Regions from separate parts of the Homo sapiens genome. Here region 2 is linked to region 1. A link is an interaction called in ENCODE POLR2A ChIA-PET data of the cell type or tissue named here. Cell type or tissue: MCF 10A. All regions are shown on one strand.

Evidence for each region. ChIA-PET counts read pairs that join two places held together with the same protein. Peaks named below come from ENCODE experiments on the same cell type or tissue, not always from the same donor. Only the 100,000 strongest peaks of a DNase experiment are listed, where the experiment ranks them.
Region 2: POLR2A ChIA-PET joins it to region 1 with 5 read pairs; 4 of 35 experiments call an interaction of 5 or more read pairs at or near these places.

The regions. Positions count from the first base shown.
Region 1 is chr1:162,603,754-162,608,753 of GRCh38, forward strand. No RefSeq gene overlaps it. Among named protein-coding and RNA genes, the nearest start is that of DDR2, 26 kb to the right of the region's middle. In MCF 10A, no CTCF peak of the experiment used is centred here; a DNase peak (open chromatin) is centred at 1,968.
Region 2 is chr1:162,675,564-162,680,563 of GRCh38, forward strand. The region is part of intron 2 of DDR2 (discoidin domain receptor tyrosine kinase 2); the gene reads left to right. Among named protein-coding and RNA genes, the nearest start is that of DDR2, 46 kb to the left of the region's middle. In MCF 10A, no CTCF peak of the experiment used is centred here; a DNase peak (open chromatin) is centred at 3,068.

The sequences.
Region 1 (5,000 bases):
TAACAAACCTGCACAGGTACTGCCTGAATCAAGAATAAAAGTTGAAATTATTAAAAAATGTTCAGGGATGGTACTAAAAAGGAAACATAAATTAGGGAGAGAGACTGAGAGGCCAGTGTTTCCAGAGCAATAATAAATTAAGCTAGAAACCAAATAGATAAATCTTATGTGAGCTTTGTTCTTTCAAACACCCGAGGGGGCGGTACTGATCGTGGTAAAAGAATGAAAGATGGGCTGCGTGCGGTGACTCACGCCTGTAATCCTAGCACTTTGGGAGGCCGAGGGGAGCGGATCACGACAGGAGTTCGAGACCAGCCTGACCAACATGGTGAAACTATGTTGGTCTCTACTAAAAAGACAAAAATTAGCCAGGTGTGGTGGCGTGTGCCTGTAATCCCAGCTACTCAGGAGGCTGAGGCAGGAGAATTGCTTGAACCCGGGAGGCGGAGGTTGCAGTGAGCAGAGATCATGCCACTGCACTCCAGCCTGGGCGACTCCGTCTCAAAAAAACAAACAAACAAAAAAACTAGCAAGACATGACCAGGAGAATTGTAATTACTAGAACAATGGTTTCCAACCCTTAGGATCCTCTGAATTACTTGGAGAGATTTTTGAAAAATCTTGCAAGTTTTTGACTTCAATCCTAGAGATTATGATTCTCAGTCTGGTAGAAGGCCAGAGCATCTAATTTATAAAAAGCATTAGATGATTCCAAAAGGCAGCTAGGAGTGAGAATTACTGACTTGGAGGCATAGACTTAGCTTAGAAATCAACAACCAAGGATGAGAGGGAAGAGACTGGATGTGTTCTGGCTTTGAAAGCTTAGACGAGGAGAAGAGTGAAGAACATTTCACTTGAGAACAGTACAAGCAAAAGATGAATACAGGCATTCTGGGGATAATTCCACTTTGCAAATATCTCAGACTGCTAGAAACAACCAGCCTAAATGGGGGTCTTTCTAAATTTTATCCCTGTCTGACTCAACATCTTCTGAAATGGGAATCAGGGTGGTAGGCAGGGAAGAGAAAGAGGAAAGTTAGTGAACAGTTTGGTTTAAAAATATTACAGGCACTTCTTTCGGGCTGAATGAGAAGTAAAAAGTATAATAATGTGTTAAGGCCAGGCGTGATGGCTCACACCTGTAATCCCAGCACTTTGGGAGGCTGAGGCAGGTGGGTCACCTGAGGTCAGGAGTTCAAGACCAGCCTGGGTAACATAGAGAAACCCCATCTCTACTAAAAATACAAATATTAGCCAGGCGTGGTGGCACACGCCTGTAATCCCAGCTACTCGGGAGGCTGAGGCAGGAGAATCATTTGAACCCAGGAGGCAGGGGGTACAGTGAGCTGAGATTGCACCGCTGCACTCCAGCCTGAGCCACAGAGCGACGCTCTGTCTCAAAAAAAAAAAAAAAAAAAAAAGGTGTTAAGGTGATGACGTTATGGGTGGGTTTTTTTCTCTCTATAAATTTTTGGACAATACATTCTTAATTTTATGATTAAAAAGCTTTATCTTTTATAAAGGCTCAAAGGAAAAATTAACCAAAGGTGTTCACATTAGCCACTTTGGTACAGCTGTGAAGGAAATCTGAGGTAAAATTGGCTGTGGTGCAGTTGAGGTGGAGGATGTAAACATACTTTCAGAGAGCGGAATGTGCATTGTTGCAGTATAAGAAAGCGTAGTCTCCATTATGCTATTGTCTTTGGCATTGGGCATTTAATAGAGTCTTCATTTGTGAAATATGATAATGCCTTATGATTCAGAGGAATATACGAAGGAAATATATAGAAATTTAAGGTAATGCAGTTTGAGGTAAAGCTTTTTTTCAAGAGGTTTAATATGAGCCCTCTGATGGAATGTATACATTCAGTATTATGTCTTTAAAGCTGAAAGGTCTAAAAGGCTTGCCAAAAAACTCAGTGAGTCAGTGGTGACAATATGTTTATGTGAACAGTGTTTTCCAAATTATCAACAAAGTTAGGACACCATAAGAACAAAAAGTCTATCCTTGTAGCTTCATGACTCATCTTTTCCACATCAGTTCTTCAATTTCTCTCTCAGTGATTCCACTTCCCAGGAAATGATCCTTCCCACAAATCTCAGATTTTATTCTGGTAGGCAAAGTTTTTTTTTTTCTTCTTACAAAACCATGTGTACAACTCATGTTGTATTTTATAGAGTAAAATATATAACATAATATGGATAAGATTGAAATGAGACAATCGATTTTCTTTTAAAGTTTAAAATATACATTTTATTTTATTTTTTAAAATAAATTCCTCACTTTTTTTTTTTTTTAATTGGAGACAGGTTCTCACCCTGTTGCCCAGGCTGGGGTGCAGTGGCTCAATCATAACTCACTGTAGTCTCAAAATTGTGGGCTCAAGGGATCTTCCTACTTCAGCTTTCCAAGTAGCTAGGACTATAGGCATGCAGCACCATGCCCAGCTAATTTTTTTTTTTTTTTGAGACGGAGTTTCACTCCTGTTGCCCAGGCTGGAGTACAATGGCGTGATCTTGGCTCACCGAAACTTCTGCCTCCCAGGTTCAAGCGATTCTCCTGCCTCAGCCTTCTGAGTATGTAATCCCTCCTGGGATTACAGACATGCACCACCACGCCTGGCTAATTTTGTGTTTTTAGTAGAGACGGGGTTTCTCCATATTGGTCAGGCTGGTCTTGAACTCCTGACCTCAGGTGATCTGCCTGTCTCGGCCTCCCCCCGCTAATTTTTTATTTTAATTTTTGGTAAAGATGGTCTCACTATGTTGCCCAGGCTGGTCTCGAACTCCAGGGCTCAAGAAATCCTTCCACCTTGGCCTCCCAAAGTGCTGGGAATACAGGCATGTGTGACCACATCTGGCTTATTTTATAGACTTCTAAAAGGTCTGAAATGTGATAAAGGAGAGATTAACTGTCACACGAATATAAAGTAAATATTCAGTAAGGATAACTATGGCTAACATATTCTAACACTTAACCATGTGTCAGGCATTGCACTAAGCACTTTACATACATTATCTCATTTAATCCTTATTACTTTCCTATGAAGTGGGAACTTTTATTGTCCAGTACACAGGGAAACTGAGGCATAGAGGTTAAGTAAATTGTTTAAGATTATATACCTCATAAGAAGCAAAGCTGAGAATTGAACCCAGAGTCTAAATCCAGAGGCCCATACTTTTTGTCTACTTAAAATAAATTCAAACATACACAATAGAACAGAGTAATAAGCCTCTATTACTTAGTTTCTAACAATTAATTGTGGTTAGTCTTGGTTCATTTATTTCTCACTTTCCCTCTACACCCCACCCACCCACTGAATTACTTTAAAATCAGTTCAACATCTTGGTTGTAATACTTCATTGTATCAGTGTATATTGGAGTGATAAAATAACCAGTGTATGTGTGTGTTTATATATATGAATATATATATGTATTTAGACCAGGTCTCACTCTGTCACCCAGGCTGGAGTACAGTGGCATGAACATGGCTCACTGCAGCCCCGAACTCCTGGGCTCAAGTGATCCCCCAACCTTAGCTTCCCAAGTAGCTGGTACTACAGGCACATGCCACTGGTCCAGGTAATTTATTTTGTAGAGACGAGGTCTTGCCATGTTGCCCAGGCTGTTCCCAAACTCCTGGGCGCAAGTGATCCTCCCACCTCAGCTTCTCAAAGTGTTGGGATTACAGGCGTGAGCCACAATGCCCACCCCATGATATTTTTAAAACCTTAATAATTAACAATCATGCCTTAATATCATGTAGTATCCAGCCAGTGTTTGAACTTCCCCAAGTGTCTCATAAATATCTTTTTTTTTTTTTTTTCTGAGACAGGGTCTCACTTTGTCGCCCAGGCTGGAGTGCAGTGGCAAGATCTTGGCTTACTGCAGCCTCAACCTCCTGGGCTCAAGTGATTCTCCTGCTTCAGCCCCTCAAGTTGCTGGGACTACAGGTGCACACCACCATGTCGGCTAAATTTTTGTTTTTTTTTGTAGAGAGGGAGTTTCACCATGTAGCCCAGGCTGGTCTTGAACTCCTGAGTTCAAGCTATCCCCCTTCCTTGGCTCCCAAGGTGCTAGGATTACAGGTGTGAGCCTCTGTGCCCAGCCCCCAGTGTCTCATAAATATATATTTTTTATGTTGCATTATTTGAATCAGGCTCTACAGTCAATTTATTGCCTTTGACTAATATGTCTTTTAAATATTCCCTTAAATATTTAAAAATATATGCAGGTCCTCCTTCCTCTTCTTTTTTTTTTTTGTTTGATATTTATTTGTTAGAAAAAACTGGTTACTTTTTCAACATAGATTTGCAGATTTTGGGTTTCATTTCCATGATGTCCTTTAACTTGCTCCTCTAGCCTCCATATTTCCTGAAAATTATAGTTATAGCTGAAGCTTGATGAAATTCAAGGTCAATTTTTTTTTTTTTTTTGGGGGGGGCGGAATCTCACTGTTGCTCAGGCTGGAGTGCAGTGGCATGATCTTGGCTCACTGCAAGCTCTGCCTCTTGGGTTCACGCCATTCTTCTGCCTCAGTCTCCCCAGTAGCTGGGACTATAGGCACCCACCACCATGCCCAGCTAATTTTTTGTATTTTTTAGTAGAGACGGGGTTTCACTGTGTTAGCCAGGATGGTCTTGATCTCCTGACCTCGTGATATGCCCGCTTTGGCCTCCCAAAGTGCTGGGATTACAGGCGTGAGCCACTGTAATCAATTTTGTAAAGTTAAAAATATTTCATAGGCTGGGCACAGTGGCTCACACTAGTAATTCCAGCACTTTGGGAGGCCAAGGGGGGCAGATCACTTGAGGTCAGAAGTTTGAGACCAGCCTAGCCAACATGGTAAAACCCTGTCTCTACTAAAAATATAACAATTAGCCAGGCGTGGTGGTGTAGGCCTGTAGTCCCAGCTACTTGGGAGGCTGAAACAGGGAATCACTTGAACCCAGGAGGCAGAGGTTGCAGTGAGCCGAAATTGCACCACTGCATTCCAGCC
Region 2 (5,000 bases), 72 kb after region 1:
GCTCGAAGACTTGCACATTGTAGGCACTTAGCTAATATCTGTTTAATAAATGGATAAGTGAATATAAGTGGCAGAAAGACAGCTGAGTTGCTGGGACAGGTGAGATCATGGAAGGCCTTGTGTATCATGCTAGGATCAGTAATGGGAAGTAGAGAAGTGGTCAATGAAGTTTTATTTAAGCAGAAAAGAGACCCTATTGGGTTGAGTTTTAGAAAAATCCCTGTGGCTGCAGAAAAGAGGATGGTTTGGTGGGAATGAGACTGAAGTCATGAGCACAGACAGGAAGGGTAACTGAACATTTTGAGAGAGCTGAAAGTGTAGACAGGAAGGGTGTTCAAAGATTGTTGGAGTTCAGAGAGAAGTCCTCGGCCTGGCCTAGCAGTGTAGACAGCCAAAGACAGACAAGTAGTGGAATGTCACATTCTAGTAACTGATTGAAATGTGTGTGTGTTTATAGGCAAGTGAGTTGAAAACTGTGTGTGTGCTTAAGTTGGAATGTACATGTGCATATATGAAGGTGATTTGAAGTGTGTGTGTGTGTGAATGCAGTGTGTGGTAGTGCATTGGAACGTGTGTGTGTTTACATGAGTGCAAGTGGACAGTCAAGAATGGTGTCTAACACTTACCTATTTGGTCTAAAGGCTCATAAAACTTCTGCCTTACTCCTGGTCACATGCTCCAAGTCACAAGCAGAAATGGGCAGAACAGCTCGGCCTTGTAATTCCAGCCTGACTCACACTAAGCTGTTTCCAACCAAGTGAATTAATTTCTCCCTCCTTATGCCCACACAGCACTTTCCTCTACAACAATTGTTACACCACTGTTGTTATTAGTTTATATAATACTTTACCCCCTGCTAGGCTGTGAAATCCTGAAGGAGGAGAAAATATGTTATGTATCATTTATCTCCAGAGTCTAGCTCATTCAGGCACATGCTAAGTTCTCAGCTAATGTCTGTTGAACGAACTAAAAGAATAGGCACACTTTTATAGCTTATTAAGCTCAAACATAGACTCCAAAGCAAAATCTCATCATTGCCTCTTGCACATTTTGGAAACAACAGCAATAATAGTTACCATTTCTTGAGAACCTACTGTGTGCAAGGCACAGTGCCAAATACTTTGGGGGAGCCAGTGATTTTATGTGCAATGTTTTTAAAAGTCCCTGGAGTTAAAAAATTCCTAGGAGGTAAATATTATCCACCCCTTCCACAGATGACGGAAGTGAGGCTCACTAAGGATAAGTAACCTGCCAAGTTGCACAGCTAGAAAGTAGAGAGCTGAAACAGGAACTCAAAGCCTGGGCTCCGAACAAGCACGCCCTGCAGACTTCCCTTCCCTGTGATGCCCCATGCTCAGTTTTCTATTTTCTTTATAGTGGAAAAGTCAATGCCCTTCCTATGAGAAATAAAAGGGTTTAAAGTGGTCAAAAGGAAACAGTGTTTCCTCTGTGCTCACGGGGTTTTGGCCAATCACAGAGGGTGAACCAAAAACAATATTATGCGAGATGTGGCCAGTTTGGGTTGATTCCAGCTTTGGATGCTGTGAGCTGGATCCCAGGAGCACACGAGGAAAAACGATAATAGCATACTTGAGATCCAAGCCCATGTTGGGGTGAGGATAGAGGTTTTGCTTTCCTCAAACTATTGCATTTTTCTTTTCCTCCCTAAGGGTCCGGGCAGGATGCTTCCTACCCCAGGGGGCCACTTCCAAATGCTGCTCTGTCACTTGGTGGAAAACTTCAAATTTACTGAGGGTTTACTGTGGAAGACTTAGTCAAGAGGGCAAGTACCCTATATCTCCAGATTGCTTTGCACATGTTGGCATTCAATTAATATTTTATTTGTCAATGGATTTAATAGCTGATTACAGTTTGCAATGCTCTACTCATGGATAAATCAGTTGATCTTCTCAGGCTTCTTATGCCTTTTCCCAGTGGATTTTTCATTGTCGTGGATAACCCCAGGAAAAAGAGGAGGCACAGAGGAACCTCTCTTACATGAATAGGTGGGGGGATGCAAGGGAGGACTTCTAGCTTTTCTTCTCCTGACTTTTCTACATTCCCCAGGTTGAGTGACTCGTCTCCATCTTTTAATTTAGCATCTTGGAACTGAACAGCACCTCCCAAGCAACCCTCACCTGGGAACCAGGCAGAAACAAGTGAAAATGTGGAGGAGGTGTTTATGAATTTTTGGGCAGTCAGTGATTTCAGGGATCCAGGAAGTTATTCTACTTTCTAAACCACTTCCCCACCTGCTGGATATGAATGTAACTCCCTCAGCTTTCAGCTTTCACATCTACTTTATATACAATTCTATACTGCCTCTCCCATTTTATATTATTTATACCTATGTGCTGGGACTTGAGCAAAGGTTTTTTTATTTTTTATTTTTTTTTATTTTTTAAACTTTGTACAAGGGAAGCCATAAAGAATTTGGGCAACTTGTAGGGAAGAGGGAGAGTGAATTTGGTGAAACCGAAAGTCAGTAAAGGTCACATGGGAGATGCTGAGCTCTGCAGACAGATCTTTCAACGTGAAGCAGCAGTGAAGAACATGGCTCTGGAGTCAAACTGGCTGAGCTAAAGAGTTGACTTTGTTACCTACTAGTTACCTATTGGTAGTTACCTACTAGTTATCTACTAGTTACCTACCTCTGTTACCTACTAGTGTGACCTTGGGCAGGTTAAGTAACTTTTTGAACTTAGTTTACTGATACATAAATTAGTGATAATAATAATTCCTGTCTCATAAAGTTACCGTGAAGATTAAGTGAGGCAATGTATGTGGAGTGTTAAAACAGTGCATGACGCAGAGTAAACACGTTAAAATGAGCTGTTATTAATATTTGGTTGCTAAAGGTCTGTCCTACCTGATGTGTCTATCTCTTTCAAATACATCCTCTGGGATTTAGCACTAGAAACAGTCTTGCAGAAAGTTAGAGCAGGGAGGAACCCTCAAGATCATCTAATCCAAAGTCCTCTTTTGTAAATGAGGAATCACTGGCCCAAGGTCACGGAGTAAGTCACTGAGTAATCCCTCTGGTCTGTTGCCCAGAATGCATTCCTTCCCACAAATCTGGCCATGCTTGTCCTGGAGGGCAGATAGACTAGCCTTCCCCAGGTAACCTTGTATCTTCCCGTAAAACCGTCTGTCCTCACAAAGTGGCACAATTTCTAAGGCTCCCTCGGGCAACAAAGTAGGTTGTGTTCAGAGACCAGTGAGGTGGAGAAACTGCCCAGCCACTGAACTCCAGGCTGGACTTGGTGAGTGGCACTCAGTGGAGTCAGAGTCCTGGAGACCTGCACATCAGGGAGAGGGTCCTGAAGAGGTCTTGAAATAATTTGACATGGAAAGAGAAAATACAAATTTTCAGAGACACAGATAAGCATCATATTTTTAAGCCAAGAACTCAGTTATATTTTTGACAGTGTGGTGTCTACAGTACTAAGGCATGTTCTTACAAGAGTGACACTCACTAGCTCTTTTTTTTTTTTAACTTTCATTTTAGTTTCAGTGGTATCTGTGCAGGTTTGTCATATAGTAATGGGGATTTGGTGTACAGGTAATTTTGTCACCTGGGTAATAAGCACAGTACCCAATAGGTTTTTTTTTTCTGATTCTCTCCCTCCTCCCACTGACCATCCTCAAGTAGGCCCCAGAGTCTGTTGTTCCACTCCTAGCATCCGTGTGTTTTCCTTGTTTAGCTCCTACTTGTAAGTGAGAACATGCGATATTTGGTTTTCTGTTCCTGTGTTAATTTGCTTAGGATAATGAGATCATGTTCTCTGACATGGAAAGAGAAACACACAAATTTTCAGAGACACAGATGACCATCATATTTTTAAGTCAAGAACTCAGTTATATTTTTGACAGTATGGAGCCTCCAGCTCCATCCATGTTGCTGCAAAGGACATGATCTCATTCTTTTTTATGGCTGCATAGTATTCCATGGTGTGTATGTACTATGTTTTCTTTATTCAGTCTACCATTAATGGGCATTTAGTTTGATTCCATGTCTTTGCTATTGTGGATAGTGCTGCAATGAACATGTGTCTTTATGGTAGAACAATTTATAGCCCTTTGGGTATATACCCAATAATAAGATTGCTGGGTCAAACGGTAATTCTCCTTTTAGTTCTTTGAGGAATCACCACACTGCCTTCCACAATCGCTGAACTAATTTGCACTCCCACCAGCAGATTATGTGTTTTTTTTTCAACCTTGCCAACATCTGTTTTGTTTTGTTTTTTAATAATAGCTATTCTGATGAGTATGAGATGGTATCTTATTATGGTTTTGATTTGCAGTGCTCTAATGATTAGTGATGTCAAGTATTTTTTTCGTATGCCTGTTGGCCGCATGTACGTCTTTTTTTGAAAATGTCTGTTCATGTTCTTTGCCCACTTTTTAATGGGGTTGTTTGGTTTTTCCTTGTAAATTTGTTCAAGTTCCTTATAGATTCTGGACATTAAGTCTTTGTCTGTTGTTCCCCTCCTAGTTTGCAAATATTTTCTCCCATTCTGTAGGTTATTTACTGTTAATAGTATCTTTTGCTGTGCAAAATCTTTTTAATTAGTTCTCATTGGTAAATTTCTGTTTTTGTTGCAATTGCTTTTGGTGTCTTCATCACGAAATCTTTGCCAAGTCCTATGTCCAGAATGGTATTTCCTAGGTTATCTTCCAAAGTTTCTATGGTTTTAGGTTTTACATTTAAGTCTTTAATCCATCTTGAGTTGATTTTCGTATGTGGTATATAAGATAGGGGTCCAGTTTCAATCTTCTGCATATGGCTAGCCAGCTATCTCAATATCATTTATTGAATGGAGAGTCCTTTTCCTAGTGCTTGGTTTTGTTGATTTTGTTGAAGATCAGATGGTTGTAAGTATGCAGCATTATTTCTGGGCTCTCTATTCAATTACATTGGTCTATATGTCTGTTTCTGTATCAGCACCATGCTGTTTTGGTTACTACAGCCCTGCAGTATACTTTGAAGTTAAGTC